Regions from separate parts of the Homo sapiens genome. Here region 1 is linked to region 2. The links are chromatin contacts, found by Hi-C or POLR2A ChIA-PET in ENCODE. All regions are on one chromosome and are shown on one strand. The core of a region is the stretch at or near the end of the contact, and the rest is flanking DNA. Distances in the headings are between cores, read along the strand shown. Region 1 overlaps FLT1 (fms related receptor tyrosine kinase 1). Region 2 overlaps FLT1 (fms related receptor tyrosine kinase 1).

The links. A loop is a pair of places that touch in the nucleus more often than their neighbours do. ChIA-PET counts read pairs that join two places held with the same protein, here RNA polymerase II (POLR2A). Pooled maps may share reads with other maps.
Region 1: a map with no recorded cell type shows a loop between it and region 2 (5-fold over the local background). The contact joins two enhancer-like sites. A Hi-C loop is called at or near these places in 2 of 168 maps with a recorded cell type or tissue (CD14-positive monocyte and posterior vena cava), 2 of 37 single-sample maps with no recorded cell type and 4 of 50 pooled maps. POLR2A ChIA-PET finds 5 or more read pairs at or near these places in 7 of 52 experiments (B cell, BJ, GM12878 and 4 more).

What each region holds. Positions count from the first base shown.
Region 1 is chr13:28,465,259-28,469,775 of GRCh38, reverse strand. FLT1 (fms related receptor tyrosine kinase 1) reads left to right here. Exons shown (of 30, transcript NM_002019.4): 2 at 2,159-2,255; 3 at 2,647-2,873. Among named protein-coding and RNA genes, the nearest start is that of FLT1, 28 kb to the left of the region's middle. RefSeq lists a silencer at 2,278-2,509. Within about 2 kb of position 2,480, at least 2 of the 41 ENCODE cell types and tissues checked have a DNase peak (open chromatin) inside an H3K27ac peak, as active enhancers do.
Region 2 is chr13:28,427,493-28,431,933 of GRCh38, reverse strand. It overlaps FLT1 (fms related receptor tyrosine kinase 1), which reads left to right. Exons shown (of 30, transcript NM_002019.4): 7 at 624-798; 8 at 1,767-1,884; 9 at 4,013-4,182. Among named protein-coding and RNA genes, the nearest start is that of FLT1, 65 kb to the left of the region's middle. RefSeq lists enhancers at 969-1,628, 1,648-2,047. Within about 2 kb of position 1,898, at least 3 of the 41 ENCODE cell types and tissues checked have a DNase peak (open chromatin) inside an H3K27ac peak, as active enhancers do.

The DNA.
Region 1 (4,517 bases), core at 1,231-3,730, 37 kb before region 2:
TGTCTCAAAAATAAAATAAAATAAAAATTTAAAAGATATTAATTTATATCATCAGCAATACCAGAAAAGCATATGTTAATTTAGTATCTTTGAAATTATATACCCAGCAAAATATTCTGACAGAAGCAGGGGGAGGGGAAGTGATTCCCCTAGATGTTGGTGATAGTGGGCATCTGCCACGTGCCAGGCAGCAAGCCAGCCTCTTCCACAGCACAGCACCGAATGCACACACCCTGCCTGTGAGGTGGCTCGTAGGCTTTCCAGTTCCACTCACGAGGAGCCTGAGGAGCAGCCAATTAAGTGATGCCAAGGTCATGCAGTCAGTAGGTGGAAAAGCTAAGCCTCAAACGCAGATCTTCTAACTGAATCCAGTTTTTGAGATAGTCAAATCCAAGAGAAACGCTGGAGAGGACTGCTGGGCATAACCAGGGTATTTGACACACACATCATCTCACAGATCTGTGACCTAATGGTAAACCCTCCATGACCATTCACTTAGAGCTTCTACCTTTGCTTCCACTGTTTAAACTGATTTTTTAAAGAAAACTATACCCTGAGATTGGTGCCAAATACTAAGTTTTCCTCCCTCCAAGAATTTCTTTCCTCTCTCCTGCTAACTTCTATTCCCGCCTAAGGAACGCTAATCCTGGGCCCCTCATTCCCTGCCTTTCGGAGGCATTGCAGCTGCCTGGGAAGAGGGGAGGAGGAGGAGGCTGGTGAAGAAGAGGGAGAAGGAGAAGAGAGACTGAGGGATGAGGGGAGGAAGGAGGCGAGAGAGATCCTTAGTGATAGTATTCTGATTGGTCAGTAATAGCTTCAAGGGAGGCTCAGCCTCTGTAGCACCTATGGTTCAAAAAATCATGAGGCTGTCTGTTAGGCTGTTCTTACATTGCTGTAAAGAAATATCTGAGGCTTGGTAATTTATTAAGAGGTATAATTGACTCACAGTTCTCCAGGCTGTACAAGCATGGTGCTAGCATCTGCTTGCCTTCCAGTGAGGCCTCAGGGAGCCCTTACTCATGTCAAAGGCAAAACAGGAGCAGGTGTATCACATGGTGGCAGCAGGAACAAGAGAAGGGGGGAGGTGCCACACACTTTCAGATAATCAGATCTAAACAACAGCACCATGCCATGCATGAGGGATCCACCCCCACGACCCAAACACCTCCCATCAGGCCCCACCTCCAACATTGAGGATTACAATTCACCATCAGAATTGGAGGGTCAGCATCCAAGCTATATCAGGCTGGGACTGTGAGAAATGGAAGGTCAGAGATTTCAAGGTCGTCTAGTCCAATCTCTTTTTTACAGATAAGATAACTGAGATCTGGAAAGAGAGATGACTTGTCTAGGGTGATACAGCTAGTCACTAAAATGGATGTCATTATTGCATCATATGGAGATGTGTAGATTTTAAAGCACTTTCACCACCTCACTTTATTGCCTCACAACAATCCTCCGAGATGTTTGTCGAATGTCACGTAAGCGTGTGAACAGTTCCCTTTTGACTGTACCATTGTAGAGGGAACTCATAGATTACGTAAGACAAACCAAATGTCTTCTAAAACTGATTTTGATTCTATAATTAGTTTTCCAAATGAGGAAACTGGTTCAGAAAGGGAAATGATTGGCCAAAAATATCATTGCTCAACTAATGATTGCATGAAATTCAGAGCCCAGGAAAATTTCTGTACTTTTTATTCAGAAAAAAAGATGAGACAGGCCTATAGGACTAGATGACCCACACTGGAAAAAGTTCAGTATTGAAAATATATTTTGGATGACACTGACATTTATTCTTGAGAGTTTTTACTAAGTTATTGCATATTTGAATATTATAACTAGTTATATATTTTAATATAATTTCATTGAACCTATATGAATCCATTACCATTCTACATAAATAGGCTTTTGGATGTTATTTAGGTCATTTGGTATAAAAGGATATATAATATTTATGAGCAAGGGTAGAGCTAGAAAAAATTTGTGAATTAAGAGAAATTTGTATTAGTGTATCTTTTGCTTATAAATTAAAGATACAAGTAAATTAAAGATGTAAATAAATTAAAAATGAAAAACTCACCTTCATGGAAAGATAACTTAAAAAAAGGTAAGAAGACAATTTACAAATAATACATTTTAAAAATTTGTTTTTCAGGATCTAGTTCAGGTTCAAAATTAAAAGATCCTGAACTGAGTTTAAAAGGCACCCAGCACATCATGCAAGCAGGCCAGACACTGCATCTCCAATGCAGGTAAGTGGCTGTGTTGGTTTGGGAATAATCTAGTTGCCATGCCTAAGGCAAAATCATTCCCTGGCAGAGTAAAAAGGTAGGGACCTCAGTGATCTCCTGTGATCTGCAAAGTGCAAACCATAGGCATCCAGCTTCCCATGAAAGGGGATTCATGGGGAAGGGAGAGCATTACTCACTCAGGGAAATGGGGGAAGGGATGCCCAAATAGTTCTGCATCTTTATTCTGAGTATTGTTCTACAGCTTTTCTGAATGTGTTGCTTTCCCGTAAAGAGGAAGATGACTACACTTAAGAGAGGACCTCCGCTTCCTAATAAAATGAATGCTGAGGAACTGGTGCTGAGCCTAGGGCCCAGCCATAAATATGTTTTGTTTTCTTATCTGTGATTGCAGGGGGGAAGCAGCCCATAAATGGTCTTTGCCTGAAATGGTGAGTAAGGAAAGCGAAAGGCTGAGCATAACTAAATCTGCCTGTGGAAGAAATGGCAAACAATTCTGCAGTACTTTAACCTTGAACACAGCTCAAGCAAACCACACTGGCTTCTACAGCTGCAAATATCTAGCTGTACCTACTTCAAAGAAGAAGGAAACAGAATCTGCAATCTATATATTTATTAGTGGTAAGACTTCCATTTTCTACATTCTGTTTGCTTTTGCTTTGCAAATGAGTCATAAATCTACCCTGATCCATTGGAAAGGTTGCTTTCCTAGTGAGTATGAAAGAAACGGGTTAGGAAAGAGATTCCATCCTAGTTGTAGACACTTTCGTGGATGTCAATTTTAACCAGAATTGTCAAGGCCCAGTTAGTCACTATGTGCTCCACAAAGAGAGAGACTGGTCTGTATAGGTCACCTCTGTACCCACAGCTCCTAGCACAGTATGTGGCCCATAGTTGGATGAATAAGTGAATAAAAGGATTTTAGTTCTATTTCTTAGTTATTGAGAAGCCCAAAATAGAATACATGATTTTTGTCATTTAACACAGCTGCATTCTCTTATATGTTGGAACTGTAAAATACTGTTGTTTCTACTAAATTAATAAACGCAATGTTGCTGTTATCTCGAGTGTTATATAACTGGTTCCAATGGACAATGTTGTATTATTTCATGTTCACTGAGGAACTACTATAATGACATGAGAACTGGCACTGACCAAGATACAGTGCAAAGGGCAAAGGGCAAAAATGAATCATGTTTGATTCATTTTTTATGGTACTCGTAAAAAAATCATTTTCATTCATTCATAATTTTTATGATACTGTTCTTCCTTCCTTAGAGAATGAACAAATGAAGTAACATTCAAAGGGGAGAAATGCAAAATCTTTTAAGAAGTAGAAACTCACAGTAAAATTGGAACCCTGAGAAAGAATAATAAAAATGGCCTGTCACTTTCTTCTTCCTTGTTTAGTTCCAATTTTCAAATCTTGAGGGGATTAAAGAAAAAAACGCACACACACAAACAAGGCTGTAGAGAACACAAAGCAATATTAGTAGGCACTTCAGGCACAGAATCAGGTTTAAAAAAAACAAAAGAAAACAACCAACCATCAGCATCAATAGCTAAATATACATTGTGGGTCTACCTTCTGGTGAGGTCAGGAACTGGGTCTTTGCATTGGAGGTAGTACAATAGAACTAACATTTTAGTGAGGCAGTTCTTTTTCGTTGTTGTTTGTTTGTTTTTTTGAGATGGAGTCTTGATCTCTCACCCATGCTGGAGTGCAATGGCAGCTCACTGCAACTTCTGCCTCCCAGGGGCAAGCGATTACTCCTGCCTCAGCCTCCTGCGTAGCTAGGATTACAGGCGTCTGCCACCACTCCTGGCTAATTTTTGTATTTTTAGTAGAGACTGGGTTTCACCATGTTGGTCAGGCTGGTCTCGAACTCCTGACCTCAGGTGATCCACCTGCCTCGGCCTCCCAAAGTGTTGGGATTACAGGCATGAGCTACCGTGCCTGGCCATGAGATTTTTTTTAATTTGTGAAATAAGGCAACTAGACAGTGTTTTTCCCTGAGCATAACATGTACATATCCAAATTCAGGATTAGTCTTAGGAGACAGCAGAACAGTTGCCTGTTATTGACAGTAACCTCTTTGTAGCTGCTATCAGCCTGATTTTGACTGAGCCACTTTCATGTCCCCGATCCTCCAAATTCTGTTTTGACATTTTGTGCTTGTCCAGGGGGTAGATAACTGTAAGGGACTAACCATCCAAGCAGTTTGCCGTCAAGGGATGCAATCAGCTCACTTCCACATATGAGTG
Region 2 (4,441 bases), core at 649-3,148:
TGTTCAAATAGTGAAATAATGAAACTATAGCATTATTCCACCTTAGTAAGTACAGCCAAGACTCATTATATTTTCCTTCATATCTCGTAGGGACAAAAAAGGAAACTCACATGGTGATTTGGTGAGAGAAGCACTGTCATTAAGCCAGACACTAACTAAGGCTTATGATTGTCCACGTTTGTGTGCGATATCTATGCCTAGGGAACAGGTTACTGTGTAGAGAGGTGTGTGTGCCAGAGGAAGGACACTAGATTTATGCTCAAACAACTTCAGTTCCTAGCCAACTTGGGCCAGGGTATCACTTCCTTCAGTTTTTTCATCACTAAAAGGGCAGTCAGCCTGCCAATCTCATTAGGTTGTTGGGACAAACAATTGAGATAGTATATGTGAAAGTGTATTTGAAGAAAATTAAGTGCTAAATAAATCCTGCTATGCTACATATTTGAAGCACCTCTAGACACAGATGTAGTTTCCAAACATTACGCTCTAGGTGGATTTGACATGATTCTTAGTATAAAACAGAAGCTGTTGTCGAACTAATGATCTAAGAAATGTTAAAATCCTATATAACTTTAAGCATGAACACTCACTCCTTCTACATTTGTTATACATTTTCTTTCTAGAAAAATAAGAGAGCTTCCGTAAGGCGACGAATTGACCAAAGCAATTCCCATGCCAACATATTCTACAGTGTTCTTACTATTGACAAAATGCAGAACAAAGACAAAGGACTTTATACTTGTCGTGTAAGGAGTGGACCATCATTCAAATCTGTTAACACCTCAGTGCATATATATGGTAAGCATAGTTCAGCGTTGCCAACTCATGCTATGCTTTCTAATCATTGTAGATGTCTGTGTTCTCTAAATAAGTCAGTTTTCTGTTGGCCAAGAGTTACATTATCATGAATGAATACAGCTTGGCCATGGTTCCCTCCTCCCCCTGTCAAAAAGCAAACCACATTAAGTACTCTTTACATTTAATACTTTTGAATTGAACAGAGAGTCCTTTCTTTAGATGCTTATTATGGCTAATAATTCGGTTAGAACCTAATATATTTATGAAATTCTTAGTGTTCTGTATAAACAAAACAGAAAAAGATGATGAGTTTTATCTTTATTATCTAAGAAAAATTTCTCAGGTACTACCATGAATTAGAGAAATAAAAATATGGTATGCTAAATCATTTAGAATTAATGCTATTTTATTCCTGCTTTTACTCTCAAGGAATCCTAATGCTGTTGCTTAATTTCAGTATGCAAATTCTATAAAGAAAATGCTTAAAGACCTTATTTCCATTGCTGAAAAGGAAACAGTGTGGAGGGCAGAAACTATGGAACAATTCTATCAGTAGCCTTTATTTCCTTTTGTCTTTCTCCAGTTGATTTTTGATATCAAATTGGTTGTTTTAGGGTGTACAGAGCAACTTTTTCTCACCTTGCTTATAGTGGCCAGGTAGATTTTTAGAAATATCTTCCCACTTCTTTGTTATTGTGATAGAGATATTTAAGGTGTTTCACTTTCTGTTGCTCTGCCACTGTTTTATGTGGCTAGGACGTGATACCATTTGATTTGAAAGGCGTTCACCAATTACAGTGCTTTTAAAGTATCCTATTCATGATCAACATTTGGGCTCATTGATAGGCTCTATCATAATTCAGCTCTGTTTATTTACTCATTGATTACACCCTCCCTGAATGAGGCCCTAAGGTTTTGTTTATGGAAATTATTCTTTTCTAATGTATGTATCACTTCTCCTTTCAAAGATAAAGCATTCATCACTGTGAAACATCGAAAACAGCAGGTGCTTGAAACCGTAGCTGGCAAGCGGTCTTACCGGCTCTCTATGAAAGTGAAGGCATTTCCCTCGCCGGAAGTTGTATGGTAGGACCATCCTTATTTCCATAACAGTTTAAGACATACTTTGTAAGTGGGAAGCTGCAAGAGCCTAATGACTCGAATTCCTGACAAAATACCAAGAGACGTTCCTCAGACAGCCCCAGAGAGCTCAGAACTCTGTAGATTCTTGGGTGGTGGAGGTGAGAAGGGCTGGGGAAAAGGAAATAATGTAGCAAGGTAAGCGAGAGATGAGGTTTGTTTGAGTGCTCGCTTCAGTCTAGTCTCTTACTGTGGCTAACTTTCTGCATCTCTAAACCTTCCTATGATGTCAACATTCTTTGAATGGGATGTGTTGAGCAATGACTAGGAAGCATTTTGAATATGTAACATGCTCTATTAACCCTGAAGAAGTGGGCTCTTGTAATGAGAATGCTGAAAATAATTCTTTTATATACAGCTGGGTTGAAAGTTCCAGTCCTGTTTTAAAATTAAACAAACATTAATAGAGACAAGACTTACTCATTTGAAGAGGGGGACGATGGGGCCTATTTGAACTAATTAAGTTTTTTTTGGCTAGAAAGATACATATTCAAAACCTCCTTCAGCAGTTGTTTTTTAAAACACTGGTACAACACCTGATGTAAAACAATGTAATCTGTTTATGATCTGCAATCATTTTACAAAATTACTGTTAAATGCCAATATCTTTGGCTCAAGTCATTACATTTTAAACAAAGGGTATAGTACAAAACTGATTAGCAAAACAATCCATACAATAGGGATGTGGCGCCATTTTAGAATCTCCCTAACCAGAGCTGATTTGGCTTTCAATGTCATATGAGGGCAGTGTTTGTTTGCAGTTCCCTCAAATACTTAATAGGGAATTAAAGAGAAAATTTTAACTTTGTGCTATGTCTTCATGCCATTGCAGTAGAAAAATGATCTTTTTTGCTTCAGAATATCAAAAACGTTTAGTAGTAAATTTTTAGGTTTAATAGTAAATTGAATAGTAATCTGATGACTCCAGGAGGTACATTCACTCTTCCAGTGTCTGAGGGCACGCTCATCTGTTAGTGTTGATTTCTTCAGTAACTAAGTAGCAAGGGCATTAAAAAAAAATTCAATCCACCGTCAAAAATGCTGACTTGTTGTAGGAAATAATTTAAAGTAATACCAAGACAATATTTGTAATCACAAAGTGTAGCATCCTCATTTTAATTACTTTGGATCTGAGACACACTAGTAATGGGAATTTGTTTGTAGGACTTTATAATCATGCATGATAATGAACTAAGTTCCCAATATTAAACCTTTATACAGAACACAAGAAACTCCTAATGGATTAAAACTGCCTATTTAAAGAACCATGCATTTTAATGAAATCATAGAATTTTAGAGTTATAAGGAAACTTTGAGAACCTCTAGAAAATTTGAGAAAATTGGAGCCCAAACTGGTTAGTCACATTTGCAGCAGCCTGCAGTGAGTAGCAGAGCCAGGTCAAGCACCCAAGCCTCTGACTCTCAGTTCTGTGTGCAACAGAGTGATATCAATGCATCGATTCAGTATTTAATACGTTTTTAAAATTTCTTTAAGTTTATGCTTTCTGTTTTTTTTTTTTCTGTGCCTTAACTGTTCTTCCTCAGAGGAAAAATCTTGATAGTCTTGATTTCACTCTAGTTTATGAAAGGGACAACTGGTGTGACCATTTATAAAACTAATAAGAACTCCACATGAGACCACAATAGAAAAGTCTATTTTTATTTTTATCTGGAGAAGTGATCTACTTGATCTGACTTACAATGGCCCTTATACTGCTGATGGAGCCTCGTGGAAAACTCTGAAAAACATCTCGGATGGAATCAGAGCCCCTGCTTCTGGGTTAATACTTAAGTCACAGTGGCCACCAGTATGCCTGTGGGCACACTAAGCTACTGCTTTTCTATCTTCGCTCGCTTTATTTCTTCTTCCTTGCCAATAAATATGAAGTGTTACCCAGTCTAAAAATCATATCTGCCTTTACTCAAAAGTTAATGCCTACATTTTAAAAATCAACACTGATGATCAAAGGTTTGAAATTGGTCAACTTGAGCTCAAAAACTTCAATGACCGTGTTATCAAAGTGATATTGAGAGGCCGTGTGAAATGACTTACTGATCATGTTTTTAACCACAGGTTAAAAGATGGGTTACCTGCGACTGAGAAATCTGCTCGCTATTTGACTCGTGGCTACTCGTTAATTATCAAGGACGTAACTGAAGAGGATGCAGGGAATTATACAATCTTGCTGAGCATAAAACAGTCAAATGTGTTTAAAAACCTCACTGCCACTCTAATTGTCAATGGTAAGTTTGCTGTTCATACTTTCTTCTGGTTCTGGTAGGCAACAAATTAGTGAACATTTATGAATTCAAAAATCAGCGTAACAACATCAAAGATAGCAAAATTTCAAATAATCATTTGAAAAAACACTTAACGTTAAGTTCCCATCTTAACAATCTCGTGTTTGTTTGTTGTATTCCATAGGCGGCATGATCTTTTATCACTGTAATCACAATGTACATACCATGGAATCAAATTATTAATAATCTCAAAACCCTGCTA